Linked DNA regions of Homo sapiens: all the other regions are linked to region 3. The links are chromatin loops, found by intact Hi-C in ENCODE. Cell type or tissue: heart left ventricle. All regions are shown on one strand. Each heading gives the region's core, and the rest is flanking DNA. Links, peaks and the distances in the headings are about the cores only. Region 1 overlaps AKAP1 (A-kinase anchoring protein 1). Region 2 has its middle 31 kb from the start of AKAP1-DT. Region 3 overlaps SCPEP1 (serine carboxypeptidase 1).

Region 1 (10,857 bases), core at 991-8,990, 100 kb after region 3:
GGTTTAGGGATGGCACGTGGAAATGAGGTAATACTGTCCACGAGCATGCGGTGGGTGCCAAGCACGAGGTTAGTGCCTCGCATGTACCTTCATGTCAGCCCTGCTTTGTTTGTGAGGAAGTTGAAGCTGAGAAGGGGACCAGGGACCACCCCACTGAGGGAGCTGGAAGCTGGCCTTTGAGTGCAGCCTGCTAGAGTCCGGGTGTGGTTCTGAGCCACTGCTGGGAGCCATCGGGATGGCAGGTGTTAGCCAGTCCCATTCTGTGGGGCAGAGGCTGGATACTGTGAGTGAGCAGAGCTCCCCGCCCCCTCGCCCAGCCCCTGTCAGCCTGTTATGCTTCCCGCAGGCTAGCCAAGCAGTCTTCCCCCAGAAGGGGTACTTTTCCCTGCATGAATCCTGTTCGAAGCGCCTAGTGTTAAGGGGGGAAGTCATTTTGAAGGTGATTCTTCCTTAGCTGGGAGCAGGATCTCTTGGGCCTTAGTTCTCTGCATCCAGTGTATGGGTTACTTGGCAAAGGATTATACTCAGGGTTTGGAGAAACCATGTGGAAGGTAACCTAATTGGTAGACTCTCAGGAGTGATCTATTTCTGGTGATTGAGTCATCCATATTTAAGCCAGGGCCACTTCTCTTGAGCTGATCTGGACCCGCTTTTTTGTGACGGTCCCTTTGGCACGCTCTTGAGTGAGAGTGGAACAGCCCAGGTCGGGAGCAGAGTCTGTTCCCATTGGGTTTTCTTGGGCATGAGCTTTGGCTCAGTCTTTTGACCAAGGGAGTATTTGAGCCAGAAGAGTGTTCAGAGTTGCATGAATCAGGCCTAAGCAAAGGGAAAGGAGACTCTCCTTTTTTAGTCCACATATGGCAGAGGAACGAGCGGGTCCCCGCTAGGTATAAGAATGGGGCCCTCAGGCAGGCCAGTGAGGACTTTGTCTAGCTCTGCTGGGCTGAAGGCCAGTACCTATGACCCTGGGACTGGGCCCTGGGGACAGGAGACTGACCCTTGGTCTGAGGGGGTAGGATAGTTGGAAGGGTGTCAAGGTGTTTGTGGTCCATCGGTCTGGCTCTCAGGACCATGTGGACCTCAAGCGTGTCTCCTCCCCCGCCCTCTGGGCTCCCCTTCCCTGGGCGCAGTCTGTCTCTTCCAAGTTCACCACTTGTGTCTCTGCTCCAGCAGCTGTGGCTGGGTGCGGCTGCCAATTAAGCAAGTGGGACTGTAAGTGACAGGCTAAAATTAGGTGTATCGACACCCCCAGTTCTCCTTTCATTGGGGTTGTTCTGAGCCTTCTAGACTGTAAGTTGACAGTCACCTGCCAAGCTTGAGGAGCGGGTGTGGGGCAGGGCCTCCTGGGAATGTGAGTTTGGGAAGTTCTTGGTTACTGGCTGCTCTGAGTGGGGTCTGTGTGTGTGCGTGCCTGCTGCTTCTTCCCCTGCAGGTTCTGACAGGAACAGCATGGATTCCGTGGATAGCTGTTGCAGTCTCAAGAAGACTGAGAGCTTCCAAAATGCCCAGGCAGGCTCCAACCCTAAGAAGGTCGACCTCATCATCTGGGAGATCGAGGTGCCAAAGGTAGGGGCGGAGTCCCCCAGGCTGGTTCTGTGGTAAGCCCAAAGCTCCCTGGGGCCAGGGCCATTAGACCTCAGGGAGGGAGGGGGCTGGGAGAGGGACAGTAAACCAGAAGGAGCCCTGGGTCAGCCAAAGGCCGCAGGGAAAGGACACGCTACACTTTGCCAAGGCTCAGAGAGCTTCCTGCAACATGGAATTCCTCCAGCTGCCTCCAGGAGCATCTTATTCTTGTACTTCTCAAACTCGCAGGCCTGTGTGTCTCCCTTGGGGGTGGTTCTTGCATATTCTGGGGCTCAGATCTATTTGGAAAAAAAACACCAAGGCCGTGGGGGCCAGCCAGAATCCCTTCACTGAGCTCTGCTCAAGTGCTCCAAGTGTATTTTATAATTGAGCAAAGCATAAATCCATATTTTAGAGAACTTGAAAAGTATAGAAATACATGCAGAAAATAAAAATCAGCTCTAATCCTACCCTTGAGAGTGACTGTGAAAGACTTTTATTTCCTTCTCATCTTGCACCCTGTGGTTTTTAAACAAAACTGAGATTATGTCGCTTTAATTAATACTTTAAATATTTAACAATTTAATTTTCGTGTGTTATTCTTTGAAAATGTAACTGTAACTGCATTATTCACTGTGTGGATGTCAGTTTACTTCATCAGTCCCCCATTCCTGAGTGCTTAAGTGGTTTCGAGCTTCTTGCTATTAGAACTTACAACATATTAGCTTGATCTTGATGTTTATCTCTGGGGCTCAGAAATAATTTGTCAGACCGCATTCTCCCAGGGCCCTGGGCTCTGTGCTCAGGTGGAGACTTGGCTTGGTCTGAACTCTGGGTCAGAGTGGCTGTTTTGACCCTGGGTTGCGAGGTCTCTTGGTGGTTTCCTCCCTGGGGGGCCCTGTTATCCGTCCTGCCTGCTTTTCCTTCAGTGGTTACAAAGGGCATGAAGAGAAAGGCTGTGCCTGAGGATGGACCATGTCCCCAGTAGCTCCTCCGGGAGGGGGTCGTTGGCGGTTGTGTGGGAGCCCATCTTACGTAAGGGCTAAGTTTGGCTGCTTCTATCTGCCTTGAACTCTGGCGCACTGGGCACTTCTGCATGCCTCCTGCTCTGCAGGCTTCAGCCTGCTGTCACTTGGCAGCGGGAGCCCAGGGTTCTTAGACCTTCATTTTCAAATCGAGCCCCTTTATCTTTGGATCTGAGTAGACTTGAGGGAGAGGGGCACGAGAAATCGAGAAACTGTGTGCTGGTGAAACTTCTCAGCATGGCTTTTAGAGGAGAAGATGCTGCTGCCTTTGCAGCTTTCCGGGTCTGGGCCACATTGTTGGGATGAAATGGGAACTGCTTGGTCCTGGAGCCAGACTGCCTGGTTCGACTTCCTGGTTAGCAGCTGTGTGACCTTAAGGTAGTTACTTAGCCTCTCTGGGCTTGTTTCCCCATATACAGAATGGTGATAAAGTTATCTGTGTTTCACAGGTACTATGAGTAAATGTAAGTGCTTAGAATAGTCCTGGAAAATAAATGCTGACATGGTAACAGCTAATATGTTTGAGCATGATCTTGTGTAAAACAGAAGTAGGTCTTTGGGTGTCCAGGGAATTGGTTTCCCTTTAACCCTCTCATCTCTTTTTGTCTTTCTGGAAGCACTTAGTCGGTCGGCTAATTGGCAAGCAGGGGCGCTATGTGAGTTTTCTGAAGCAAACATCTGGTGCCAAGATCTACATTTCAACCCTGCCTTACACCCAGAGCGTCCAGATCTGCCACATAGAAGGTCAGTAACATCTGCTGCTTGTATTGCCTCTTACCTGAAATATTAAATAGAAGTGAATAGCATCTGAGTTTCAATTGCTATCTTTTTGGAATAGGAAACCCTGCTTCTCATCCCAGGGAAGGGAGCATTAGGTATCTTCCCTGCAGCCTTTTCCCCATTTCAGGTGCCTGCGGGAGACTCAGGTCCCTCCCTACTCTGATCTTTGGCCAGGAGAAGTGTGGGTGCTTGGTTGGGCGGGGCCTGGGTCCTGGGTTCATAGTGCCCACCACCCCATAAAGGCTTCTCTCAAAGCAGAAGTGCCCTGTGTGCAATTCCCCCTTGGCATTTTCACAGCTGCCTGCCTCTTCTGTTGCATTGAAAGCATGGATCATAATGGCAGAGGTATCATTTGAAAGGCTTAGATGCCTTTCTTCCTAAAGCAGAGCTTAAGTGTTTTGTTACCTCAAAGATGCACTTGAACTCTATGCAAAGTCCAGTGGAGTGGGGTCTGTGGCTGTGTTTTTGTGAGTGTGGGTGTGAGTTTCCTCTTACAGTGATTGTATGTCCTGCCCCCATCCGCTATTTAGGCTCTCAACATCATGTAGACAAAGCGCTGAACTTGATTGGGAAGAAGTTCAAAGAGCTGAACCTCACCAATATCTACGCTCCCCCATTGCCTTCACTGGCACTGCCTTCTCTGCCGATGACATCCTGGGTGAGCGTGCTACTGGGTGATCCGGACTTCTTGCCACTTTCCCCCAAACCTACCCCAAACAAGAAACTCCCCAGACCTCAGGCTAAGAAGGCCAAGTGCACATGAGTGCCTGCGCCCTCTCTTCTCTGGCCTCTGCTGGTCGGTTCTGCTATGGGACTGTGTTCTGGGGACAGGGCTTAGGTGGTGATAGCGCTGGCAGGAAACCAGAGGCCTCTTGGTCCCCACATGGGAGGACTACTTTTCCTGGCTCTCCCCCTGGGCACCTTTTAAGTTTTCTAGGCGTTTGCTTAGAAAGGATGGTGTAGTTCGGACAGGAGATTGGGTGTGTCCAGGGTCGCCGTTCACCACCTGAGACCTGGGTGGGACTAGAATCATGGGTTTGGATGGCGCTTGTTCTTTCTTCTGGTTGAGTCAGGCCTTAACAGTGGCCCTGGTGAAGGATCTCCTTCCCCTTCCCCTCCCCAGGAGGTGCCTAAATTACAAAGAAGAATGAATACTCCCCACCAGGCCCGGAAGTCCAGTGACTCTTGGGAGGTTGCCCCAGGAGTTTGGCAGAGGGAAGAGCTGCTATCTCCAGGGCCCCTGTGTGCTGCTGACTGCAGGGTCTCTCAGGGCCGTGGCCCATATCCTGCCGTGTGCCTCTGGCCCTGGTTGGGTCTTATCTCACTGGGAGTAGAATTGCAGAATTCTGTGGGCCAACGACTGTTGACTACGTTTTACACAGATGGACAGATGGGCTGACTATAGCTCCAAGGAAATTGTCCTCCTTCGTGTTTTTTTTTTGTTTTTTTGTTTTTTTATGGATGGTAGGCATTTCAGTTTTGTGTCTTCCCCTTTGCAAAGGCCCTTGGGCTGGAGGGAAAGGATTGGGATATCTTTTTCCTGTGGATATGTGAGAGTAGGCTGAATACCACTTTATGCTTTACTCCTGAATCAAGAGTTTTTTCCCAGGAGGCTCGGTCGTAGACTCACTCTCTTTTTTTTTTTTTTTTTTTTTTTTTTGAGACAGAGTCTCACTCTGTTGCCCAGTCTGGAGTGTAGTGGCATGATCTTGGCTCACTGCAACCTCTGCCCACCAGGTTCAAACGATTATCCTGCCCCAGCCTCCTGAGTAGCTGGGATTACAGGTGTGCTCCACCATGCCCAGCTAATTTGTATGTTTTTAGTAGAGATGGGATTTCACCATGTTTGCCAGGCTGGTCTTGAACTCCTGACCTCAGGAGGGTAAGCAGTAGGAGGGAGAGCAAATAGGAAGCAGACTCTGCTAGACCTTGACCATGGACCTGACCTGAGGCCACTGCTTGCTCTTGGGAGGGCAGCGTAGATGCTGTCAGACCATAGGCTCCTGGGGTTGTCTGCCAGTCCACAGGAGTTGGCTAAAGGGCCTGGGGCCTGCCTACTGCTTATTTTCAGGAGTCTTGTTCTCAGCGGCCACCTCATTCCTGTGTTGCCCTCCCTGGGTCTTATAGATTCATCAACAGAAGTGGGAGGGAGGGCACTGCTGGTAGGTGGACCCTGCCCAGGCCTGTGCAAGGCCCAGCACTACCTCCGCAGTTGCTTCTTGGTTGCCCAGTGTCTGTGGGACCCTCCCTGCCTGGCCCTGAGGTGAGACTGCCCCTAATGGCTGCTCGTGGTATTGCAGGACAACAGCCACAGGGGTGTCGAACACTTTCTGTTGTTAAAGTAGTCCTTCAACCTCTACCTTCTGGGTGCCATGTTGTCTTGAGTTGCCCTTTTCAAAGATATGCTAGCCCAGAGACTTGCCCTTGGGTCTCGGGACTTATTCAAAGATGAGATAAGAAGGATTGTTTCAGTGACCGCTCCCCCTTCCCCTCTACAGCTCATGCTGCCTGATGGCATCACCGTGGAGGTCATTGTGGTCAACCAGGTCAATGCCGGGCACCTGTTCGTGCAGCAGCACACACACCCTACCTTCCACGCGCTGCGCAGCCTCGACCAGCAGATGTACCTCTGTTACTCTCAGCCTGGAATCCCCACCTTGCCCACCCCAGTGGAAAGTAAGCAGTGCCCTGAGGGGTCGGGAAGGGGGACCCCTGGGGTTGCCTGTTCTGCCCTGGATCCTGATCAGGAGGAGGCTGTTCTGCGATCCTTCATGGAAGCAGCATCCTTCAATTCTTGCCATTGTTATGGAGCTGGGGTGGGTTTCCTGGCAAGGCAGAGCTGGGGTTTCCACTGGCTGGCAGAGTGATGGGTGTTGGAGTAGAGTTTTGACACAGGGATTCAGATCCCAGCTCTGCCACTAATTTTTTTTTTTAATTTTTTCTTTTTTTTTTCCCTCAAAGCCAGTGTCATAGTATCTGCCACCTATTTATTATCTGTTAAAGGGGGTGATACCCACTTGTTCCAGGAATTAGTGTTGAATACTGTATGTATTACATATAAAGCACTTATGCATATAATGGTTACCACAAAAAAATCCCCAAGTCCAACAAGCCTGTGCAGCGTGTTGGGTCATCTCCATTTAACAGATGAGAAAACTGGGCCTCAGGTGACTTGCCCAAGTGAGCAGGATCTGGGGTCTGAGCCCAGCCTTTGTCATTATTATCTTTGTTGTCCTTATCACAGAGGATGGAATGTCAGAACATCACCCATTCCTCACCAGGGGATGGCAGGGTCACTCAGTGCAGTAGAAAACCTTCTGAAGTGATCTCTGTAGCCTTTTGTGTGGATTTTTTCCTTTTGGAAGGATAAGGACTTAGTTTTCATTGGCTTCTCTAAAGTTGCCTTAACCCAGCAGTAAAGACTGAACTGGAGCCTGAGGGGTAACTGCCAGGGGTTCTCTCCAAGGGTCAGGACCCAGCACAGTCAGCCTCATGTCACAGGTCCTCATCCTGGCCAGCGTGGGCAGCTGTTGGGGTGCTGCTGGGAACGTTTACCTCCTGGTCTCGTCTGCCTCTGACCCACAGTGGGTTAGTGACTCCTTGATCCTGGGTGGCTGCCCAGGTGCTGTCAGCACCTTCCAGAGGCAAAGGCTAGAAGAAGGGGGTTTAGGCCCAGGAGGCCCCTTCTGGTCAAGCTCTCCAGCTGAGTTGTGGGCTGGAGCACACCCTAGGTATGAGGATGCTGAGATCTGCTGCACTTGATTTCTTCAGGGACTTTCTTTTAAATGTAAGGCTGGCCCTGGCCCCCATTCCCCGAGTGCTATATTTACTTGGTTTATTCCTATTCATCTGTGTCCCTCTTGGGTCCCAGAAGTTTTGGAGTAATGGATCTAGACTGAATGCTTCTCAGTCTGGATGGCCTCGGGGGCGGCACACTTGCTAGGCTGAACTTCTCACATCCAGGTTTTTCCCTCGGCTGGTCTTGGGCTTGGGGGAGGCTTTGCTTGGGGCCGGTTGCTGTTCCTGTCCCCTGCACTGTGGAGGTTGCAGGCCTCTGAGAGGTAACGCAGGGAGGTGGGTAGTGGCCAGGTGGCCCTTGGTGCCCTGCCCTGGCCCAGGCGTTCCACGCACTCTGCTCCCTACCCTGCAGTAACGGTCATCTGTGCCGCCCCTGGTGCGGACGGGGCCTGGTGGCGAGCCCAAGTGGTTGCCTCCTACGAGGAGACCAACGAAGTGGAGATTCGATACGTGGACTACGGCGGATATAAGAGGGTGAAAGTAGACGTGCTCCGGCAAATCAGGTGAGCGGAGATGCCTCAGGCAGGCCTACGCCCTGCTTGTTCTGGGATGCGTGATCTCTGCGTGGCTGGCTCAGTTGTGCCAGGGCTTGGGTGAGGGTTACTTCTTCCCTCCTGCTGCCTACTGTGTTTTAGCAGAGTCTGATAGAAACAAACTCGATTACTCGCTTAGCCAAACTGAGCTAGAAGGCCTGTATTGTGGAAGAATCCCCAGCATCATCCTTCAAAAGTGAAGCTGGGCCAGGCGTGGTGGCCTGCTGCAAATCCCAGCGCTTTGGGAGGGTCACTTGAGTGCAGGAGTTCAAGACCAGACCGGGCAGTATAGCGAGACCTCATCTCTACAACATCAACAAAAAAGGAAAAAAGTGAAGCAGGCTCCTTTTTAGGAATTTGTCATAGGAAGTCCCTCTGAGGTCAGGCTTGCAGCAGGGTCGGCTGGCTGTGTTTGGGTGTGCTGTGAGCCGTGGCCTCCTGCAAAGTACGAACCCTCTGCTTTGCTGCATCCCAGGTTATGGGCGTCACTGTACAAAGATGAATACTGGCTTGGAGTGGAGTCAGCCTTCATGTCCACATTAAACTTGTTCCTTTCTTGCCTTCCCAGGTCTGACTTTGTCACCCTGCCGTTTCAGGGAGCAGAAGTCCTTCTGGACAGTGTGATGCCCCTGTCAGGTAACAGCTGAGGCCTTTGGCTTGGGGGATTGTTGGGGACAGTTGTTGAGAGTAGGTCTTTCTCAGAGCCTCCGTTCTCACCTGGAGGATTTATGCTAACATAAGTTGCTACCACTCAAGAGTTTCTGACTGAATAGGTCTGGGCTTAGGCCCAGGAACTTACATTGCTATCAAGTTCCCAGGTGAGACCAGTGCTGCTGATCCTTTGAGATCCACTGCTCTAGACTGTACTCAGACCTCAGGCATCAAGGGGCTTCCAACAAAGGCACTTTCCAGATTATAGTCCAGACCCAGAGTCTTAGCCCCGGTGGTTGAGGGCGTGCTGGTCACTGATACTGCTCAGCCAGGCCATAGCTCCATAGGGCACAGTGGGGACACCCTATCTGGTGTCTTAGACTATGAAAGCATTGTCAGAGGGAAGAGGACTGGCAAAATCTTGGGTAAATGACTTAGCCTCAATTTTCACCCCAGAACATGGGAATGGTACCTGTCTTTGATGCTGGCTGTGAGAATTACATAAACCTAAGATCTGGTGTGTAGAGGGTGGCGAAATGGCAGCTGTTTATGGCTAGGAATTTTATATTTGTAGGTGATAGTTCATCCCATCCCACTCCCTCCCCAGGTTTGCCCCTTCTGATCTCCTTCTTGCTTGTCTTAAGCGATTTGCATGCGTTAGAAATACTACAGTCTAGCTGGAGTCGGCTTAGAGGGAGCACTGGGGCAAGATCTTTGTTTTGCTTCTTTTATTGCTGTTGCCCCTCCTTCCTCTCTGCTTCTGTCCATCTAAGCGATCTGTCCAGACCCAGCTGAAACTTTCTCCTTCGTAAGATTTTCCCGGATCTTCCTTGGTAAACCCCTGTCTCTCCCATCCTTGCCACTGCTTGCCTTGGGTATGGTGTTCTATGTAACTTTTGTAATCCAGCAAAGCTGAATGCTGCCGCAGCGCCTTGCCCACTCTGAGTGGCTGGCCTTATTGGGCTGTGTGGCCAACTGCCTGGGTTTGATTCCCACCTTCACCACTTGGGAGCTGGTTGACCTTCAGGAATCCACCTTTGCCTCAGTGTTCTCTCCTGTAAAGTGGGGATAGCACTTGGTGTTACTAATTTTGTGGAAGAACACATATGCTCTGCACTGCCAGCATCCGAGTTGGTGGGGGTGGGGGTGGTGCTGCTGCTGGTGGTATTGGTGGTGGTGTTAGTGGTGAAGTTTCTGTCCATCTGTTGTCTGTGCTGCACCAGTGGGCAACATGCAGTAGCGGCCCTTAGTTTATCCACTGGGAGTCATATGGAGGCCTAGGCTCTGTCTCTGACCTGGGTGGATCTCCCCAGTGCAGTTCTCAAGTTCCACAGCATCTGAAGCATTCTACTTGGAATGCACCTGAAACTTGTGTACATGACAAGGGTGCCTTGCCTCAGTGAGAGCCTAAATGCCGCTTTTCCTTTTCCTCCTGAAGACGATGACCAGTTTTCACCGGAAGCAGATGCCGCCATGAGCGAGATGACGGGGAATACAGCACTGCTTGCTCAGGTGTGTGGTTGGCAGGGGTGGGGGAGGCAGGCTGGCTGGGTTCTTGGGAACTGACCTTTCAATGCCTTCTTTCCTGTGGCTTGGCCCTGGATTGACCAGCAGTATTTAAGGAAAGGTGCATGAAGTAGCTAATACTTGATATTAGTCTGTTCTCACATTGCTGTAAAGAAATACCTGGGACTGAATAATCTATAAAGGAAAGAGGTGTAATTGACTCACAATTCTGCGGGCCTGGGGAGACCTCAGGAAACTTACAATCATGGCAGAAAGGGAAGAGGCACGTCTTACATGATGGGCAGGCAAGAGACAGTATGTGAAGGAGGAACTGTCAGATACTTATAAAACCATCAGATCTCATGAGAACTCACTATGACGAGAACAGCATGGGCACACCGCCTCATGATCCAATCACCTCCCACCAGGTCTCTCCCTCGACACATGGGGATTATGGAGATGACAATTCAAGATGATATTTGAGTGGGGACACAAAACCTAACCATATTATTCTTTCCACCCCCCTTCTTCAGGTGACAAGTTACAGTCCAACTGGTCTTCCTCTGATTCAGCTGTGGAGTGTGGTTGGAGATGAAGTAAGTTCTGCCCTTCTTTTCCTTCTGTGTTGCTGGCCCGAAGTAATGGATTGATTAGGAGCTGGTCCTGGGATTTGTTTCCTCTTGAGTTAATCAGAGGATATAACTGTAGACAAGCACCTCCTAGGGAACACTTTGGATGTCCTGATTGGCAGTGGTGATGTCAGTGTCCTCTAGTGGGTAGAGGCCAAGGATGCCACTAAACATCCCATAGTATTCAGGACAGCCCCCCACAGCAAATAATTATCCAACCGCAAATGTCAATAGCGCCAAGGTGGAGAAACCCTGTGCGAGACTTTCTGGGACCTTCTGTCTGTTGAGTTTTTCTGTCCTCTATCTTATGGTATGAAAGCTTAGATTTCTTCAGCATATTAAAAAGCCTATCCTGGCCAGGTACAGTGGCTC
Region 2 (10,857 bases), core at 1,593-9,592, 43 kb after region 3:
AGGAGTTTGAAGCCACAGTGAGCTGTGATCATGCCACTGTACTCTAGCCTGGGTGCTGAGTGACAGAGTGAGACCCTGTCTTGAAACACACACACACACACACACACACACACCAGAGTAATGTGTAATTTTCAGTTGTACTTTATTTTGTTTTATATGTGACAATATGTGCTACAGTGGTCTTTGGTAGCTTGAGTTTTCATAAAGGTAAAGGATATAATCCTCACAAATGTCAAAGATCTACTATAGATATAATAGGCAATGTATTTAATCAATTGCCAGTAACATTTTATGGAAAATGTAAAGATACTAGTTGATGTGTAGTCTGTGGATAGACAATAGTTCTCCTGGCTGGGTGCGATGGCTCACACCTGTAATCCCAGCACTTTGGGAGGCCGAGGTGGGTGGATCACTTGAGGTCAGGAGTTCGAGACCAGCCTGGCCAACCTGGTGAGACCCCCATCTCTACTAAAAATACAAAAATTAGCCAGGCATGGTGGCGCATACCTGTAATCTCAGCTACTTGGGAGGCTGAGGCACGAGAATCACTTGACCCCAGGAGGCGGAAGTTGCAGTGAGCTGAGATCACACCACTGCACTCCAGGCTGGGTGACAGAGTGAGACTCCATCTCAAAAAAAAAAAAATTATCCTTTAACTATCACTAGAAGCTGGGAACTCTGTTTTACACTATAAGTATCCCATTTCAGCTCCTACATTATTTGTCATCTATTTTACATGTAGGAAAATCAAGGCTCAGAAAAGTTAAGTAATTTGCCCAGGGTCACAGAGCTAGCAAGGGGCAGAGTCTGTATTTGGACTCAGGTCTGGGTTGGCTACAAAGTTTGAGCCTTTATTTGATTGTTTGTTTGTTAGAGACAGGCTCTCACTCTGTTGCCCAGGTTGGAGTAGAGGTACGATAATGGCTCACTGCAGCCTAGAGCTCACAGGCTCAGGTGACTCTCCTGCCTCAGTCTCCCAATAGTTAGGACTATAGACATGCACCACCATGCCCGGCTAATTTGTGTGTGTGTGTGTGTGTGTGTGTGTGTGTGTGTGTGTCACAGAGACAGGGTCTCGCTATGTTGCCCAGGCCGGTCTTGAACTCCTGAGCTCAAGCGATCCTCCTGCCTTGGCCTCCCAAAGTGCTGGGATTACAGGTGAGCACCTCTGCACCTGGCTGAAAGCTTGAGTTTCTGTGTAGTAGATATTTCATTACAGAATGGATTCTCTGGAAGCAGAAGCTATGATGGGAATGGAAAATAGAAAGGTTTATTGGGGAGCAACACCCATGGAAGGAGACCTATCAAAGTCTCTACCAGCCAAACAGGAAGCTCTGAAGCAAAAACTACCCACTGGAGGGGTCCAGCATTGAGCAGAGATGGCTAGGCCGTTCTTCCACCCCCTTGCCCAGTCATTGACTAGGGAGAATGTCCCAAGAAGAGCATGATCTCAGCTGGAAAGCTGAGCTGGACTTGAAGGCTGTCAGTGAACTGAAATCTTTGCAGCTGGGCAGTGAGCCCACCCTTAAATGGGGATCTGAACAGTGCATCTCCTTGTCTGCCACAGGCTCTAAAAATTGTCAGCACTCTTTCACCCAAGAAAAGGCACTGCATTAGTTATCTATCGCTGTGTAACTAATTGCCACAAAATGTAGTCGTGGAAAACAACAAACATTTGTTATCTCACAGTTTCTGTGGGTCAGGAATCCAGGCATGGCTTAGCTGGGTGCCTCTGGCTGACGGTCTTTCATAACGTGGCAGTCAAGCTGTCAGCCTGGACCGCAGCCCCCTCCAAAGACTCAACTGGATGGAGAATCCACTCCCAAGCTCACATTTGTTGTTGTCTACAGGACTCAGTCGCCTCATCACATGAGCCTCCCCACAGGGCTGCCTCATGACATGGCAGCTGGCTTCCTCTAGGGTGAGCAATCCAAGAGACCTCAGTGAGAAAGAGGACCCAAAATAAAAGCCATGGTCTTTTATAATTTTGGAAGTGACATTCCATCCCTTCTGCTGCATTCTATTTCTTAGGAGTGAGTGAATATATCCAGTGTACAGTCGAGGAATGTACAAATACAAGAATACCAGGAGGTGGGACTCCCTGGCGGCCATCTGAGAGGCTGCCTCCCATATTCAAATAAATAACACTGTGGCAATAATAAGATTGGCTCCCATGTATTGAGCAGTTGCTATAAATCAGGGGTGGTATTAGGCCCTTACATACATGATCTCACCATGTCTCCTGTGTTCACTCAGGATTCATTAGGCACCAGGCACTGCAAGTTCTAGAGAACAGAATGGCAAATGAGGAACACTCCTGCTCTTGAGGTGCTCATGTCTACAGGAATAATTTGTTCTGATTTTACAAAGGAGGACAAGAAAGGTCACACACTAAGTGGCTGAGCTAGGAGGCCCAAGCTGCTCAATGTGACTTTGAGGCCAGAAATGTTTGTGAAGACAGCATACTCCTGAATCCACCATCCCGGAAAACATCAGCAGGCACCAAAAAGGCCTCTTCACACATTGTCTAAGAACAATTGTGAGGAAGAAACAAGTCACAAAGAATATATACAATATCATTCCTTTTTCTTTTTCTTTTTTTTTTTTTTTTTTTTTTTGAGACAGGGTCTTCCTCTGTTGCCCAGGCTGGCATGCAGTGGCGTGATTTCGGCTCACTGCAACCTCCACAGTGTTCAAGCAATTCTCCTGCCTCAACCTCCCGAGTGGCTGAGATTACAGGTGCCTGCCACCATGCCCAGCTAATTTTTTTGTATTTTCAGTAGCGGCAGGGTTTTACCACATTGGCCAGGCTGGTCTCGAACTCCTGACCTCAGGTGATCCACCTGCCTTGGCCTCCCAAAGTGCTATTACAGACATGAACCTCCACACCCGGTCTAATTCCATTTATATGATATTCACAAACTGATGCTTGTTTATGGGGCACATTTAGTTGTAACACTAAAGAGGAAAGAAAGAAAACGGTTTCCACAAGTTAGGATAGTGGCTACTTCTGGGGGAGGGAAGGAGATGGAATAGGGGGACACACAGGGGCTGCTGGGAGGGGGCTGAATACTATTCTAGACCTGGTGGTGGTTATATGGGTGTTCAATTTATAATGACAATTGAATGACACATATATGTTTTCTTTACTCCTCTGCATGTATGACGTAGCTCACAAATAAAATAGCAACAAGAACTATTGTGTTGAGTGGGAAGCGATTTGCAGGGTACTTGCCTATGCCTGTGATGGAAGGCAAAGAGCTCTCCTTTTCAGAGACACCGGGGATACGATGTCTTCGTGCCTCTGGCAAATCTCTCACACAGATGGCTCGAAGCCTGGTTTACCACTATGTCCTTAATGTGTGTTGCACCCAAAATAAATTCTGAGGAGGACAGTGCTTGGTGAGATCATCTTGCCATTTGATACACGTGTCTGAGCAAGTTGGTGTTTTTTCTATTCCTGAGCCCACTGCCTAAGAGTGAAACCTGATTCACATTGTAACAATAGCCACTCAGATCTTCACAAAGCAAAGAGAAGCTTTATACAAAAGGGTGAAGGAAAGCTCACTCCTAGGATACCTCTGATTCATTAGGCTTTAATGGATTCCATTCAAGAACCTGTCAGAAAAGCCAGGTGCAGTGGCTCACACCTGTAATCCCAGCTGCTTTGAAGGTTAAGGCAGAAGGATCCCTTGAGCCCAGGAGTTCGAGGCTGCAGTGAGCTATGATTGTGCCACTGTGCTCTAGCCTGGGGGACAAAATGAGACCACATCTCTAAAAAACAAGGAGGAAGGAGAATTTTATTACTTAATGGATATAGAGTTTCTGTTTTACAAGATGAAAAGGGTTCTAGAGCTGAATACTGGTGATGGTACCAGAACATTATGAATGTATTTAATATCACTAAAGTGTACACTTAAAAATGGTTACAGTGGGCTGGGCATAGTGGCTCGTGCCTGTAATACCAGCATTTTGGGAGGCCGAGGTGGGTAGATCACCTGAGGTTAGGAGTCTGAGACCAGCCTGGCCAAGATGGCCAATGTCTCTACTAAAAATACAAAAATTAGCTGGGTGTGGTGGTGCGTGCCTGTAATCCTAGCTACTCTGGAGGCTAAGGCATGAGAATCGCTTGAACCTGGGAGGTGGAGGTTGCAGTGAGTCGAGATCACGCCATTGAACTCCAGCCTGGGTGACAGAACAAGACTCCACCAAAAAAAAAAAAAAAAGGTTACAGTCGTAAATTTTATGTTGTGTGTATTTTACCGCAATAAAAAAATGGGGGAGGGGGGGATATGTGGCATCAAGCCAGGAAAAAACATGGAGGTTTGTAACCAGCCTGGGAAAAACAGTGAGACCCCCATCTCAAAAATCGAAAAACAAGACAAAACAAGGCCAGGCGCGGTGGCTCATGCCTGTAATCCCAGCACTTTGGGAGGCCGAGGCAGGCAGATCACGAGGTCAGGAGTTTGAGACCAGCTTGGCCAAGATGGTGAAACCCCGTCTCTACTAAAAATTTTAAAAAAAAATTAGCCAGGTGTGGTGGCGGGCGCCTGTAGTCCCAGCTACTCGGGAGGCTGAGGCAGGAAAATTGTTGAACCCGGGAGGTGGAACTTGCAGTGAGCTGAGATCATGCCACTGCACTCCAGCCTGGGCGACAGAGTGAGACTCCATCTCAAAAAAAAAGGAAAAAAAAGAAAAACAAGACAAAACAAAAAAGACATAAAGACATGGAGGAAACTTAAATTCATATTGCTAAATATAAGAAGCCAATCTGAAAGTAATACATATTGTGTGACTCTATAACTATATATAATATATTATATATTTATATATAAAATATATAATATATATATTTTATATATAAATATATTTTATATATATATATATATATATATATATATATATATTTTTTTTTTTTTTTTTTTGAGACAGAGTCTGGCTCTGTGGCCCAGGCTGGAGTGCAGTGGCATGATCTTGGCTCAATGCAACCTCTGTCTCCTGGGTTTGAGTGATTCTCATGCCTCGGCCTCCCGAGTAGCTAATCCCTGGCAACCAGTGATCTTTTTACTGTCTCTGTAGTTTTATATTTTCCAGATCATTGTCAGGGTGCGTGGCTCATGCCTGTAATCCCAGCACTTTGGGAGGCTGAGGTGGGTGGATCACCTGAGGTCAGAAGTTCAAGATCAGCCTGACCAACATTGGAGAAACCCCGTCTCTATTAAAAATACAAAAATTACCCAGGCATGGTGGCGCATGCCTGTAATCCCAGCTACTTGGGAGGCTGAGGCAGGAGAGTTGCTTGAACCCAGGAGGTGGAGGCTGCAGTGAGCCGAGATTGCGCCACTGCACTCTAGCCTGGGTAACAGAGGGGACTCTGTCTCACACGAAAACAAACAAACATGCAAAAAAACACAATCATATTCCTCTGCAAATGTGTCCTCCAACTTTTGTCTTGGCTCAGCCCAGCAGCATTTTTGCATATAACTGTCCTGAATTCACCTTCTTTGTTATCTGGTTCTGCAGGCGGGTGACTCAGTTACAAAAGGTGAGGTTTGCAGGGAGGTCCTAAGGGAATTTGATGACAGTGAAGGGGAACTCTGAAATACTGATCCAGCCACACTTACAAACACTGCTGCTATGGCTGGGAGTTACCTCTATAGAGCTTGAATCCTGTGCTGTTAGAAGCCTTCTTCTGCAGGAGTGGCCTTGGTTTTATTGCTTCTTAGCGGTTGGGAACCAGCTTCCTGCCAACTGTTTGGAAGGACATGCCCAGTTTCCAGCTCTGGCTAGATATGAAAGTGAAAGTTTCTGAAAATGATCTTTGCTGGCTGGGATCTGAAGCACCTGTCAGGAGGAAGAACAGATTGGCCCTAACTCGAGGGTGCTCCCAAGTGGCTGTGGATCAGCTATGAGTCCCTTGCAGGGAGAGGCAAGAAGTGTGAGCAAAGCTACAGGTAAATGAAGAAACGGGAGACGTCTGAGACATAGCATCCATTTTATTTTTCCTTTTAGTCTTTTGGGCTTGCAGCAGTCAATATTTTTAATTAAAAAAGTTAATTTACGAATAAAAATTGTATATATTTAATATGTACATGATTTGATATACATATACATTATATAATGATCATCACAATCAAATTAACATACCTGTCATCATCCATAGTTACCACTGTCTGTGTGTGGTGGGCTAAGGTCATTTAAATTCTGTTCCCTCATCAAATTTCAAGTAATTGATACAGTAATGTACACTATGTTGTAAATTAGATCCCCAGAACTTGTTCATATTATAAATGAAAGTTTGTACCCTTTCATCAACATCTCTTCACTTCCTTCACACCCCAGCCTCTGGTAACCACCATTTTACTCTGCTTCTATGAGTTCAACTTTTTAATTTTTAAATTTTTATTTATTCTATTTATCTATTTATTGAGACAGGGGCTTGCTCTGTCACCCAGGCTGCAGTGCACTGGTGGTACCACAGCTCACTGCAGCCTTGAACTCCCAAGCTCAAGTGGTCCTCTGACCTCAATCCCCCAAGTAGCTGGGACTATAGGCACATGCCACCACACCTGGCTAATTTTTGTATTTTTTATAGAAATGGGGTTTTGCCATGTTGCCCAGGCTGATCTCGAACTTCTGAGCTTAAGCAATCCACCTCAACCTCCCAAAGTGCTGGCATTGCAGGTGGGAGCCACCACGCCAAGCCAAGTTCAACTTTTTTAGATTCCACAAACAAGTGGAATCATAGAGTAATTGTCTTTCTGTGCCTGGTTTATTTCACTTAGCGTAATATCTTCCTGGCTCATCCATGTCCCAAATGGCAGAAAGTCCTTTTTAAAGGCTGAATAATGTTCCGCTATGTATGTATATATACCGCATTTTCTTTATCCATTGATCTGTTGATGAACATGGGTTGTTTCCACATCTTAGCTATTGTGAATAAGGCTGCAATGAACATGGGGGTGCAGATATCTCTTTTAGATACTGATTTCATTTACTTTGGATATACAGTTGACCCTCCATATCTGTAGTTTCCAAATCCATGGATTCAACCAACAAAGGATCAAACATATTTTAAAATATTGCATCTCTACTGAACATGAACAGACTTTTTTTGATTGTTGTTTTTTAAACAATAGAGTATAACAACTATTTAGGCCATGAGCAGTGGCTTATGCCTGTAATCCCAGGACTTTGGGGCCAGGCACAGGGGCTCACGCCTATAATACTAGCACTTTGGGAGGCTGAGGCAGGTGGAACACCTGAAGTTAGGAGTTCGAGAACAGCTTGACCAACATGGAGAAACCCTGTCTCTACTAAAAATGCAAAATTAGCAGGCGTGGTGGTGCATGCCTGTAATCCCAGCTACTCGGGAGGATGAGGCAGGAGAATCACTTGAACCCGTGAGGTGGAGGTTGCGGTGAGCCGAGATCACACCATTGCACTCCGGCCTGGGCAACAAGAGTGAAACTCCATCTCAAAACAAACAAACGAACAAACAACAAACAAACAGTGTATTACAACTATTTAGGCCATGGGCAGTGGCATATGCCTGTAATCCCAGCACTTTGGGAGGCCAAGATGGGAGGATCACTTGAGCCCAGGAGTTCAAAACCAACCCGGGCAACATAGGGACACCCTGTTTCTACAAAAAGTAGAAAATTTACCCGGACACGGTGGCTCATGCCTGTAATCTCAGCACTTTGAGAAACTGAGGCAGGAGGATCACTTGACGTCAGGAGTTTGAGACCAGCCTGGCCAACATGGCGAAACCCCCATCTCTACTAAAAAATACAAAAAAAAAAAAAAATTAGCCAGGCATGGTGGCACGTGCCTGTAGTCCCAGCTACTTGGGAGGCTGAGGCAGAAGTATCGCTTGAACCTGGGAGGCGGAGGTTGCAGTGAGCCAAGATCATGCCACTGCATTCCAGCCTGGGTGGACCATAGCCTGGGTGACAGAGTGAGACTTCCTTTCAAAGAAAAAAAAAAAGTAGAAAATGTAGGCTGGCACAGTGGTGCACACCTGTAGTCTCAGTTACTCAGGAGGATGAGGCAGGAGGACGCATTGAGCCTAGGAGGTGGAAGCTGCAGTGAGCTGTGTTGTGCCACTGCACTCTAGCCTGAGTGACAAAAATGATTTACATAGCATTTACATTGTGCCGAGTATTATAAGTAATCTAGAGATGATTTAAAGTATATAGGAGAATGTGCACAGGTCATATGCAAATACTACAACTTTTTTTTTTGAGACAGCGTCTCACTCCATTACCCAAGCTGGAGTACACTGACACCATCATGGCTCACTGCAGGCTTGATCTCCTGGGCTGAAGCAATCCTCACACCTGAGCCTCCTAAGTAGCTGGGACTACAGGTGCATGCTACCAATCCCAGCTAAAATACTACAACATTTTATATCAGGGACTTGAGCATCTGTGGATTTTGGTATCAATGTGAGGTCCCAGAGCTAATCCCCACTGATACCAAGGGATGACTGTATACCGAGAAGTAAGATTGCTGGATTATATAGGAGTTCTATTTTGTGATACAGACTCCTTGACTGTAACTTGCACTGGTGGGCCAGAAATGCCAGAATTACAGGGTAAGCTGAAGCTTAGAGCAATAAAGCACTAATAAGGCACTAATAAATGATAGCTAATATTTATTCAGCACTCACTCTGTACCAGGCATTGGGCTAAGTGTTTATGTGAAATATCTCATTCAATCTTCACAACAATCGTAAAAAGCAGGTATTATTTTTGTCCCCATTCTAGAGACAAGAAAATGGAGGCACAGACAAATTAACTAACTGGCTCAGGTCACAAAACTAGTATGTGATAGAGCTGGGATTTGAGTCTGGCTTGCTGGACTCTAGAGTCTGTCCTCTTAAACACTATGCTAGTGAGGAGCAAGGCAAAAAGATTATAAAAAGAAAGTGCTTCTCAAATGGCTATAATGGTTTTTAGCCATTACTGCTTAATGAGAAGTATAGACAGGTCTATTGATGAAGAAAGAAAAAGAACCTAAAATTGGAGGTGAAGTGGTCATCAAAGAACAAAAGGTCAACAAATTGAGTTTCAAAAATCTGATTAGCTTTTATTAGCAATTCATGAACCACGCAGCATCCAATCTACAAAACAGAAAGGAGCGCCAATGAGCTAGACAGAATGGGTAAGTTTTATAGGCAGAAAGAGACAGAGGAAAGCAGGAACAATGAACAAATGGTGGATTAATCATTTCAAGATTACTTTCCTTGTAAGAATGTAAGTGAAATCTTACTGGCTTAATAGGATTTGGTTATCATCTCTCTCCTGATTTCTTGAAGATCTGATCTTACAAGTAAGCAACTTTGGTTTGGTTTGATGACATGGAACTTCAGCCTTGTTTGGGGCCTGCCGTTTTTTTTCTTTTCATACCAGATAGGTAATGTTCAAGACCAGCCTGACCAACATGGAGAAACCCTGTCTCTATTAAAAATACAAAATTAGGCCGAGTATGGTGGCTCATGCCTGTAATCCCAGCATTTTGGGAGGCCGAGGCGGGCGGATCACAAGCTCAGGAGTTCAAGACCAGCCTGGCCAACATGGTGAAACCCCATCTCTAATAAAATACAAAAATTAGCTGAGCATGGTGGTGAGCGCCTGTAATCCCAGCTACTTGGGAGGCTGAGGCAGGAGAATCGCTTGAATCCGGGAGGTGGAGGCTGCAGTGAGCGGAGATTGTGCCATTGTACTCCAGCCTGGGCAATAGAGTGAGACTCCATCTCAAAAAAAAAAAAAAAAAAAATTACCTGGGTGTGGTGGCGCATGCCTATAATCCCAGCTACCCGGGAGGCTGAGGCAGGAGAATCGCCTGAACCCAGGAGGTGGAGGTTACAGTGAGCCGAGATTGTGCCACTGCACTTCAGCCTGGGCAACAAGAGCAAGACTCCGTCTCAAAGAAAGAAAAAAAAACGGAAAAAGGGATGAAGAAGGGTAAGTGGCAGGTCATGCATGCACTGACTCCTCACATATTGGCTCTCATGTCCTTTGTCAAAGCAAGTCTCATGACCATACCTCACTTCAAAGAGAGCGTGGAAGTACATGCCTACTGCATGTTTGGAAAAGGAAAGAGAATATTTGTGATGAAAAAAAAAATCAAGCATGATGATATTTGTGTCAATGACAGCTCAATGTTTATAGAAAACAGTGGACATTTTCTAGGTTTTATAGAAATTATGTGATGCAAGAATGTTTATCATGTAATACAGATTTTAAAAAATGCATTAAATGACCAGGCATAATGACTCATGCCTGTAATCTTAGCACTTGGGTAGGCTAAGGTGAGAGGATCATTTGAGCCCAGGAGTTTGAGACTAACCTGGACAATATAGTGAGACTTCATCTCTGTAAAAATAAAAATAAAAATAATTATATATTTTAAAATGCACTAAATGATCGCCACGTAGAATGGAGAACTCAAAATGAGGTTACTACTTTAATTGGTTTTAAAGTGACAGAAGAAATCATAGACAACATATTTAGAAGTAACTCTTACTCAGTTTAAATAGATTATATTATGGACAAAAATCATGGACAACATGTATCATGTAGTATACATATTGATGAACAACCAGAAGGGAGAAAAAACAAAGATATTGAAATCAATTAATATTTCATTGGTTGTACATCTGCAGTAATCATTACATTCAGTTATCTTTGCTATTTCCCCTACTTTCAGTCATGTAAAAACCACAGTTCTATGAAGTTTTAAAATTTCATTGTCATTAAAGTATTTGTTTTGTTGTTATAAAGCTATATTTGTTAAAGTAGGGAGTTAGACCATATTTATTTATTTATTATTATTATTATTATTATTATT
Region 3 (10,857 bases), core at 1,141-9,140:
CTTGAACAGGCTAGGTCTAGTATCATTAGCATGACCCTTACCAAGAAATCAACAGATCAGCTCCAAATGGAGTAGAAGGTTCTTGTCTTAAATGCTGACTTCTCCAGGTCCCTGCCACCCAGCCCAGTCAGGGCCCAGAAGAGCTTTCATCCAGTGCAGGAGTCATTTTCAGGAAGGACCCTCTCTCAGGGATGTGCCCAGGTGTCTGCACAGGTTGCTGTCACAGAGCTGGCTCCCTTTTGGGAGCAAGGTTTCAGGATGTTGCCTCTGACCCCAGCCCCAGGAATAGCACCAGGAGCACTAACTCAGATGTTGTTTTTTTCTAGGTTCCTTCTGACCAAGGGGACATGGCTCTGAAGATGATGAGACTGGTGACTCAGCAAGAATAGGATGGATGGGGCTGGAGATGAGCTGGTTTGGCCTTGGGGCACAGAGCTGAGCTGAGGCCGCTGAAGCTGTAGGAAGCGCCATTCTTCCCTGTATCTAACTGGGGCTGTGATCAAGAAGGTTCTGACCAGCTTCTGCAGAGGATAAAATCATTGTCTCTGGAGGCAATTTGGAAATTATTTCTGCTTCTTAAAAAAACCTAAGATTTTTTAAAAAATTGATTTGTTTTGATCAAAATAAAGGATGATAATAGATATTATTTTTTCTTATGACAGAAGCAAATGATGTGATTTATAGAAAAACTGGGAAATACAGGTACCCAAAGAGTAAATCAACATCTGTATACCCCCTTCCCAGGGGTAAGCACTGTTACCAATTTAGCATATGTCCTTGCAGAATTTTTTTTTCTATATATACATATATATTTTTTACCAAAATGAATCATTACTCTATGTTGTTTTACTATTTGTTTGACATATCAGTATATCTGAAACACCTTTTCATGTCAATAAATGTTCTTCTCTAACATTTTTAATGGCTGTGGAGCATTCTACTTTATGGTTGTACTCTAGTTTATTTACAAAATTCCCAGTTGTTTCCGACAAGTATAATAATTTCTAGTTTGTTGCTATTATACATAGTGCTCTGTTGATTCACCCTGATAGTTAGATTTTTTTGTACCTCCTTATTTTCTTAGAATAAATTCATAAAAGTGTAATTATTTAGTCAGAGGATTGCCACATTTCCTTAAAATCAAAATAATTAGCTCAGGACTTTTAACTTTTTATTCATAGCTCAAGATCTACATAAGGAGGTTTGATGCCGTGGCTCACACCTATAAACCCAGCACTTTGGGAGGTCGAGGCAGGAGGAATGCTTGAGCCCAGGAGTTCAACAACAGCCTGGGCAACATAGGGAGACCCCATTTCTACAAAAAAAATAAAAACATTAGCCGAGCATGGTGGCACACACCTGTAGTCCCAGCTACTCAGGAGGCTGAGGCAGGAGGATCACTTGAGCCAGGGAGGTTGATGTTGCAGTGAGCCATGATCAAGCCACTCACTCCAGCCTGGGTGACAGAGACCCCATCTCAAAAAGAAAAAAAAATCTGCATAGGGGATCTAACAGCTTCTAGGACTGTCTGAAAGAAATATCACCTCTTGTAGTTGCAGGGCTGAGATTTTATTTATTTATTTATTGAGACTCTGTGACCCAGGCTAGAGTGCAGTGGCACAATCATGCCTCAAATGATCCTCCTGCCCCAGCCTCCCAAGTAGCTAGTACCACAGGCAAGCACCATCACATCCAGCTAATTTTTAAAATTTTTTCGTAGAGTTGGAGTCTCACTATGTGGCCCAGGCTGGTCTCGAACTCCCAGGCTCTAGCAATCCACCTGCCTTGGGCTCCCAAAGTGCTGGGATTACAGGCATGAGTCACCAAGCCTGGCCAAAGGCTGAGATTTAAAAAAACAGCCAGGCACGGTGGCTCCAGCCTGTAATCCCAGCACTTCGGGAGGCCAAGGCGGGCAGATCACGAGGTCAGGAGATCGAGACCATCCTGGCTAACACGGTGAAACCCCATCTCTACACACACACACACACAAAATTAGCCAGGCGTGGTGGCGGGCACCTGTAGTCCCAGCTAGTTGGGAGGCTGAGGCAGGAGAATGGCGTGAACCCGGGAGGCAGTGCTTGCAGTGAGCCGAGATCGCGCCACTGCACTCCAGCCTGGGCAACAGAGCAAGACTCTGTCCCAAAAATAAATAAATAAATTAATTAATTAAAAAAAATAACAAACCCAAAGCTTATTCCTGCAGACTGTGAGGAAACAGTTAACAGCAGGTTATGTCTACGTGACTAACCCCTTCAGACCCTGAGACTAAAAACAGGCTCCTGGGACAGAGACTACACATGTCCCTATGGTTCACTGTTGGCAAGAACTCCAGTGTGCCCATGGAAAGCAAGAACCTTAGAAGCCTGTGCTGGATACCCCTGGACATCACCCATGTGTATCGTTTTTACCTGCCGCTTTTGATATGCATCTTTTGTTACAAAAATGTTAGCTATTAGTATAACCTGCTACTGAGCCTTGTGAGTCTTGGTGAACCATCCAACAAAGCAGTGAATCATAAAGCAAGTTGAATTCCCAACCTCACAGAGTCTCTTCTGTTAAAAGTTAGTGCATTGATTGAGAAGAAATGTAATTCTGAACATTGAGATGAGTCACCTGCACAGATGAAGCTAGGGGACCTCAAACCTTTTTGGCCATTAGAAGCCGCCCTTCCATTGCTGTCCGGGCAGGTTAATCATGTCTTGTCCTAAGATCTTGTAGTAAATTCCTAGACTTGCCCAGGGCTCTTATTCCTGCTGTATAACATTCTCTCTCAACCCACACCCCTACCTTCCTAGGGAATCCCTGTGATCAGTTGACAAAGGAAGACAACTCTCAGGCTTGATTTACAGACGGGGCTCCACAGTATGCATGCATCACCTGAATGTGGACCGCTATGGCACCACGGCCACACTCCAGGACAGCCCTGAAAGATGGTGTGAAGAGAAATCCTCCCAGTGGACAGAACTTGGAACAGTGCACTCAGCTCTTCACTTTCCCTGGAAGGGGAAATGAACAGAAGAATAAGTGCACCAATTCATGATTTAGCTGGGTATTTAGGGACTTGGAAGAAACTTGATTAGAAGGCTGGGCACAGTGGTTCATGCCTATAATACCAGCACTTTGAGAGGCTGAGGTGGGAGAATCCCTTGAGTCCAGGAGTTCAAGACCAGCTTGAGCAAGATGATAACACCCTGTATCTACAGAAAATAAAAACATTAACTCAGCATGTTGGTGCACCTCTGTGGTTTCAGCTGTGTAGGAGGCTGAGGTAGGAGAATCACTTGAGCCTGGCAGGTTGGTTGAGGCTACAGCGAGCCATATTTGTACTCCAGCCTGAGTGACAGGGTGAGACCTTGTCTCAAAAAGAAAAAAAACTTGATTAGAAAATTGATGACAAGAAGCTCTGAGGAAGAGGTATGAGATTAGATCTCTGAATGGCCGAGTATGAAGATCATTGTTTTCCATCTGAATACTCAACTAGGGCAAGGGAAGATTTTAATAATCAGGTGGGTAGATGACCCATTCTGTGGCTATTAGCCTCCTTCAGCCATTCCTGTAGACTCATGAACAAAGTGGCCATGGCGGCGGGGATGGAGGCTATGCATGGGCTTGGCAACATGTGCTTCCACTTACTAAGGGTGACCTGGTCACAGCCACTGCTGAGTGCCCCATCTGCCAGCAGAAGAAACAACACTGAGCCCCTAATGTGGCATCACTGCTGAAGAGATCAGCCGGCTACCTGGTGTTAGGCTGATTACATTGGACCACTTTTATTATGAGGCAGGCAGCACTGTGTTTTCAATGGAATTAACCCTTGCTCTGGACATAGATGTGCCTTCCTTTCCCACAATGCTTCTGCCAAAACTAGCATCTGTGGACCTACGGAGTGTCTCATCCATGACTATGGTATTCACAGCAAATGAAAGGCAGCAGTGAATTTACACAAGTGGAATTGACTGCTCTCACCATGTTCCCCATCCTCTTGAAGCAACTGCCCTGACAGATGGTTGAATGACTGAAAATTCAGTTACAGGGCCAGCTAGGAGGGGATAGATTGCAGGGCTGGGGTGCTGCCCTCCAGTATGTGGTACATGCTCTAAATCAACCGCCTTGTTTCTCCCATACCCAGGATTCATGAGTCCAGTTATCAAGGGATAAAAATGAAAGCGACTCCTCTCACTGTTAACCCTAGTGATCCAGTGGTAGAATTTTTGCTTCCCATCCCTGCAACTTTAGGTTTTGCTGGTCTAGAGGTCTTAGTTACAACGGGAGAAATGTTTTCTCTAGGAGACACAGCAGATAATCCGTGGAACTGGAGCTTGAAGCCACCATCTGGCCTCTTTGGGCACTGCATCAACAGGCAAAGTGCTGTCTGCAGTGATTGATCTGACTATCAAGAGGAAATGGGGTTGCTCCTACACAATGGACGTAAGAAGGAAGAATGCAGGAGATCCTTTGGGGCACCCCCTAGTACTGCCATATCCTGTGATTAAGGTCAATGGAGAGCTACAACAACCCAATTAAGACCGCTAATGGCCCAGACCCTTCACAAAAGATTTAAGTCATTCCATCAGGCAAAAAGCCACGACCAACTGAAGTGCTTGCCGAGGGCAAAAGATACGCAGAATAAATCATAGATGAGGGCAGTCATAAGTACTATGACCTTGTGACCCACTGTAGAAACGAGGACTGTAATAATTATGAGTATTTCTTTCTTCTTTTGATGTGAATCTATTTTAATAAATATTAACAAAAAAACTTTTTTTTTTGAGACAGGGTTATGCTCTGTCAACCAGGCTGAAGTGCAGTGGCACAATCACAGCTCACTGCAGCCTTCACCCCCCACCTCCCTGGGCTCAAGTGATCCTCCCACCTCAGCGCCCCCAGTAGCTGGGACTGCAGGCATGCACCACCATACCCAGCTAATTTCTGTATTTTTTGTAGAGATGAAGTTTTACCATGTTGCCCAGGCTAGTCTGAAACTCCTGGGCTCAAGTGATCTGCCCGCCTCTGCCTCCCAAAATGCTCTGCCTCCCAAAATGCTGGGATTACAGGCATAAGCCACAGCTGCATCTGGTGAACCAAATATTTTTGTTTTTATCTCTCATTCCTTTATCGTCTCTGATGTGCTAATAGTATTTAACCTTTTTTGTTTTTCTTTTTTAAGACAGGGTCTTGCTCTGTCACCGAGGCTGCAGTGCAGTGGTGCAATCACGGCTCACTGCAGCCTCAATCTCCTGGGCTCAAACGATCCTCCCAGGTAGCTGTGACTGCAGGTGCATACCATTGTGCCTGGCTTTTTTTTTTTTTTTTTTTTTTTGAGACAGGGTGTTGCTATGTTACCCAGGCTGGTCTTCAACTCCTGGCTTAAAGCAATCCTCGCAGCTTGGCCTCCCAAAATGCTTGTACCTAACTTTACATATAAATATTTATATTACAAGATGTCAAGGAAGGAATGTGAAACAGCTAGTAAAAGAATGAGCATCATCCAAAGACAAAAAGTGGACTCTGATTCTCTTCTGGGGAAAAAGATGTGTATTTCTGGGTATAGGAAGGACAGTTGTGTCATGGTAAGCAGAGTATGACTTTGTTATTGACTTTATTTGGAGATTAAGTGTGGTTTAAGGCAATGTTATGGGTGCCAAGTTGACAAGGGGTGGACTGTAGTGTTTTTGTAATGTTTCAACTTGCCTAGGCTAACTTTTTCAGAATTACCTTTCTTGTATGTTTCTGATTAGGGTGGCCCACAAGAGAAATTCTTCGGAAAATGTGGAGGGTGAAGTGAAGCAGCAACAGTTTTTCATTCATGCATGTTATCGTTTTTCTGCTGGCTCAGCTCAGCTGAGCTCAGCTGCTCCCCCTTCCCCCGGATCCTCCTAGAGCATGTCTGCTTCCCGGGCCAGGTGAGTGTGCTTAGCACTAAGAGGGACCCAAGAACTGACATGCGTTTCAGTCCCATGGACTCCATCTCTTGCTTGTGGGATTCACATTGTTCTTGTCCTTCTCCACTTTACATTCCTTGTTCCTTCCTGACTGCTTGCCCTGTGTACTTCAATCTCCAGCATCAGATTTGGAGACAAAAGCCTTATGAAGACTTCTTAACCAGCTCCACACTGCATAAGTCAAATCCCTGTTACACCTTCCCCCATACGCACGGCTGTGCACATGCAAACACGCACACACCGTTCTGCTTCTGAAATTGAATCCTTTTTTATTTTTGAGATAGAGTCACTCAGGCTTTAGGGCAGTGGTGCGATCACAGCCGCCTCGAACTTCTGGGCTCAAGCCATCCTCCTGCCTCGGCCTCCCAAGTAGCTGGGACTATCGGTGCGTGCTACCACTCCCAGCTAATTCTTTTATTTATTTATATATTTATATATTTATTTATTTACTTATTTTGAGACAGAGTCTCGCTCTGTCACCAGGCTGGAGTGCAGTGGCATGATCTCGGTTCACTGCTACCTCTGCCTCCTGGATTCAAGTGATTCTCCTGCCTCAGCCCCCCGAGTAGCTGGGATTACAGACGCGTGCTATGATGCCCAGCTAATTTTTGTATTTTTAGTACAGATGAGTTTTCGCCATGTTGGCCAGGCTGGTCTCCAACTCCTGGCCTTGTGTGACCCGCCCGTCTTAGCCTCCCAAAGTGTTGGGATTATAGGCATGAGCCACTGCACCCGGCCACCAGCTAATTCTTTTTTAAGTTTTATTTTTGTAGAGACAGGGTCTGGCTATGTTGGCCTGGCTAGTCTCAAACTCCTGCCCTCAAGCAATCCTTCCACCTCAGCCTCCCAAAGTACTGGGATTACAGGCAGGGACCACTGTGCTCAGCTGCTGATTGAATCCTGATTGATACAAAACTTTATTATTTTAATGGCTTCAAAATTCTCCACAATTGGAATCTGCATATCTGATGTCTTTCCGTTGCCTATACTTGTGAGCAACAATTGATCAGATACTCTCAAATCACATCGTTCTTAGTGTTGCCACCTAATGTTGCTGAGAAATTTGAAACCAATTCACTTCTTTTTCATCTTTGTAAATAATGAGTTTATTTTATTTTATTTTTTATTATTTATTTATTTATTTATTTTGAGACAGGGTCTCACTCTGGTTGCCCAGGCTGGAGTGCAGTGGCGTGATATTGGCTCACTGCCTCCCCCATCTCCTGGGCTCAGGTGATTCTCCCACCTCAGCCTCTAAAGCAGCTGAGACTGCAGAGGCCTGCTGCCAAGCCCGGCAACTTTTGTTTGTATTTTTAGTAGAGACTAGGTTTTACCATGTTACCCCAGGCTGATCTCGAACTCCTGGACTCAAGCTATTCGCCCTCCTTGGGCTCCCAAAGTGCGGGGATTACAGATGTGAGCCACCACACCTAGCCAACCAGTTTAATAAATGGTTGCTGTAAATTTTTTTTTTTTTTTTTTTGAGACGGAGTCTCGCTCTGTCGCCCAGGCTGGAGTGCAGTGGCGGGATCTCGGCTCACTGCAAGCTCCGCCTCCCGGATTCACGCCATTCTCCTGCCTCAGCCTCCCAAGTAGCTGGGACTACAGGCGCCCGCCACTACGCCCGGCTAATTTTTTGTATTTTTAGTAGAGACGGGGTTTCACCGTTTTAGCCGGGATGGTCTTGATCTCCTGACCTCGTGATCCGCCCGCCTCGGCCTCCCAAAGTGCTGGGATTACAGGCGTGAGCCACCGCGCCCGGCCAAATATTTTTGTTAAATTATGTAAACCGGGAACGTCTGATGGTTACATTGATGTTTAGCTTTTAATGAATTTTGCCTGATGTGTCGTGAGCTTTTAGATCCCCAGGCTCTGATCTTCAGTTCAGCAATGCTTTCCAGTATTTATTTGAATATTGTTTTAAGATATTTTCCCACTTTGTTGTCCTTTAGCTTTCATTCTAGATACTTTTTCTCCAGACTCCCGTCAACATCATTACTTCATTTTCGGTAATGTCACTCTAGACTTTGAGTTTCTTTTTTTTCCTTTTCCTTTTTTTTTTTTTTTGAGACGGAATCTCCGTCTGTCACCAAGGCTGGAGTGCAGTGGCATGATTCCAGCTCACTGCAACCTCCGCCTCCTGGGTTCAAGCAATTCTCTTGCCTCAGCCTCCTGAGTAGCTGGGACTACAGGCGCCCACCACCACGCCCGGCTGATTTTTGTATTTTTAGTAAAGATGGGGTTTCACCATGTTGGCCAGGATGGTCTTGATCTCTTGACCTCGTGATCTGCCTGCCTCGGCCTCCCAGAGTGCTGGGATTACAGGCATGAGTCACTGCGCCCGGCTAGACTTTGAGTTTCTAAAGGATTCTTAACTTCTATAATTATCTTTCTCCTTAATTTATTTTCCCTAGTTATGCCAGCTGCTGTTTCACCTTATCTTTTCATCTCATTTTACATTTCTTATTTCACAGGCTCCCGGTTTGCTTTAATTTCCTTGAGAGCGAGAAAAGTATTTGTAGTTTCCCAGTGCAAAGCTTCCAAGGGATGTTCCTCATTTATCTTTTGTGCTTTGTGTTAATTTCCTCCATTTTAGTTGCAGGTGTTTTTTCCCTATGTTTATGTGTTTGCTTTTTTATGTGTCTGTATCTTTGAATGAGGGCAGTTATATAATCATCTAATTGATTATCTGGTTATTTTTCAGATTGTCCACTTAATTCTTATTCAGGAAGCCTAGATGTGGCGGAGCTATATGGTCCTCACAGTTCTTCAGTTGCCTAAGGGCGGTGAATGCCCAGCTCTTGGATAATAATTATTGGGAACTTATTTCCTGTGTCCCTTAGGACTTAGGGAGTGTTTCCTTCCTAATGACATGAGTGCTCAGAATTTGTTGTGTTCCCAGCTTCAGGATGAACCCAAAACTTTGGTAAGATGCAAAGTCCATGATAAATCCAGGGACTCCTTATTTGATGAATATATTAGTTATCTATTACTGTATAAAAAATTACGCAGAAGGCCAGGCATGCTGGCTCATGCCTGTAATTCTAGCACTTTGGGAAGCCAAGGTGGAAGGGTTGCTTGAAGCCAGGAGTTCAAAACAAGCCTGGTTAATATAGCGAGGCCCTGTCCCTATTAATTTTTAAAAAATTAAAATAAATAAAATACCCAGAAACTTGGTGGCTTAAAACAACATTTATTATCTGACGGTTTCTGTATGTGAGGAGTCCACCTGTGGCTTAGCTGGGTCCTCTACTTTAGGACCTCTACAAGACTGCAATCAAGGGTTGGCCAGGGCAGCAGTCATCTCAAGGCCCAACTAGGGTAGAATGTGGTTCCAAGTTCAGCCATGAGGTTATTGGCACGATTCGCTTCCTCATAGGCTGTTGGGCTGAAGGACTCCCTTAATTACTTGTCATGTGGACCCTTCCATGGGCAGCTCACAATATGGCAGCTGGCTTCATCAGATAGACACAGAGAAAGAAAGAGTGAGAGAGCCAGAGAGAGAGAGCATGGGCAAATGTGCAAGACAAAGGTCACGATCTTTTTTTTTTTTTTTGAGACGGAGTCTTGCTCTGTCCCCTAGGCTGGAGTGCAGTGGTGCGATCTCGGCTCACTGCAAGCTCCACCTCCTGGGTTCACGCCATTCTCCTGCCTTAGCCTCCCCAGTAGCTGGGACTACAGGCACCCGCCACCACACCTGGCTAATTTTTTGTATTTTTAGTAGAGACGGGGTTTCACCATGTTAGCCAGGATGGTCTCAATCTCCTGACCTCGTGATCTGCCCGCCTCGGCTTCCCAAAGTGTTGGGATTACAGGCATGAGCCACCGTGCCTGGCCTAGGTCATGATCTTTTATAATGAAATCTCAGAAGTGACATCTTATTACTTTTGCCTCTTCTTTAGAAGCAAGTCTTTAGGGAGGACTTAGAAACAAGAAAAGGGGAAGAAATCTTTTCTCTCCCAGCTCCTCAACCCTCAACACTGAATGTTCCATGTGCCTGGCTTTCTGGAAACCTCCTGCCCCTTCTACCTAGCTGCTTTCTGATTTCTCTTCAGCTCTCAGAATAAATATGAATCTCTCAAGAAGCCCTCTCTGATCCCCCAAGCTAAGGTAGAACCCTGTTTTGCTCACTCTCTAAGCACTCTACCTGTACTTTGTAATCCTCAGTCTTCTTAAGACAGAGTAGAAACAGGGCTCGGTTTCAGCTCACCTGCTCTAGAGCATTCTTTCATGCATCCCCACTGATCCCAAAACCCACACCACTACCTCACTCCTCTTTTACTTAAAGAATTCCAGCATGGTTCTTAGGAGATAATGAAGGTTGTGGAGTGTCCCACCTAGGGAAGGGATGCTGCACAATTGATTTGCAGCCTTGTTGCTGCAGGCCAGACCACCAAGTGGCCCATTACTCAAGATAGCCATCGCAACTAGATATGCTGCCTTGCATACCCCACCCCTCACCGGCTTTGCTCAGCCCAGCCTACATAACCTACCCTGCTGTCAATGCCCATGCTTTGCATAATAAAAAAAGCCCTACTGGCTCTCTATGCCTCGCTTACCTCAGGACATAAGCTCCAAGGAGGCCTTGTCTGGGAAAACTTTTTCAGGCTCAGGTCAATTTCTATTGCTTTGAGAGCCCAAGAACCCATGGTTGGTAACACGTTCTTTGAGGGCTCATCTGGGATCAGGCTACATGGGGAGATTTTTCTTCTGCTAGTGGGGAGACTTGAGGGCTGATGGGACTGCTGGACAATATCCCTTAGTGGCTGACAGCAGCTGCCTGAACTTTTGACTCAGTGTCACCACAATGGATCAGTCTCCAGCCCCTTGGAACACCTCGCCCAAACCTCAAGGCAACACTTTTCTCCCTTCCTTTTCTCTGTCTTTCCTATCCCTTTTCTATTTTTTTCTGTCA

The links. A loop is a pair of places that touch in the nucleus more often than their neighbours do. Peaks named below come from ENCODE experiments on the same cell type or tissue, not always from the same donor. Only the 100,000 strongest peaks of a DNase experiment are listed, where the experiment ranks them.
Region 1: it touches region 3 in a loop (4-fold over the local background); 46 of 110 quality-filtered maps call a loop at or near these places.
Region 2: a loop joins it to region 3, with 2.6 times the contacts of the local background. A loop is called at or near these places in 19 of 110 quality-filtered maps.

What each region holds. Positions count from the first base shown.
Region 1 is chr17:57,108,593-57,119,449 of GRCh38, forward strand. It overlaps AKAP1 (A-kinase anchoring protein 1), which reads left to right. Exons shown (of 11, transcript NM_003488.4): 3 at 1,433-1,566; 4 at 3,206-3,332; 5 at 3,899-4,026; 6 at 5,867-6,044; 7 at 7,519-7,669; 8 at 8,268-8,335; 9 at 9,789-9,862; 10 at 10,390-10,452. Among named protein-coding and RNA genes, the nearest start is that of AKAP1, 29 kb to the left of the region's middle. RefSeq lists an enhancer at 277-878 and a silencer at 5,476-5,770. In heart left ventricle, for the core only: CTCF peaks have their summits at 1,458 and 5,637; DNase peaks (open chromatin) are centred at 1,179, 1,679, 2,584 and 5,646; H3K27ac peaks cover 4,620 bases.
Region 2 is chr17:57,048,665-57,059,521 of GRCh38, forward strand. No RefSeq gene overlaps it. Among named protein-coding and RNA genes, the nearest start is that of AKAP1-DT, 31 kb to the right of the region's middle. In heart left ventricle, for the core only: a CTCF peak has its summit at 5,927; no DNase peak of the experiment used is centred there; H3K27ac peaks cover 2,617 bases.
Region 3 is chr17:57,005,847-57,016,703 of GRCh38, forward strand. SCPEP1 (serine carboxypeptidase 1) reads left to right here. Exons shown (of 13, transcript NM_021626.3): 13 at 327-922. The coding sequence ends at 389. Among named protein-coding and RNA genes, the nearest start is that of SCPEP1, 33 kb to the left of the region's middle. RefSeq lists enhancers at 4,135-4,764, 4,401-4,600 and a silencer at 10,262-10,556. In heart left ventricle, for the core only: a CTCF peak has its summit at 4,331; no DNase peak of the experiment used is centred there.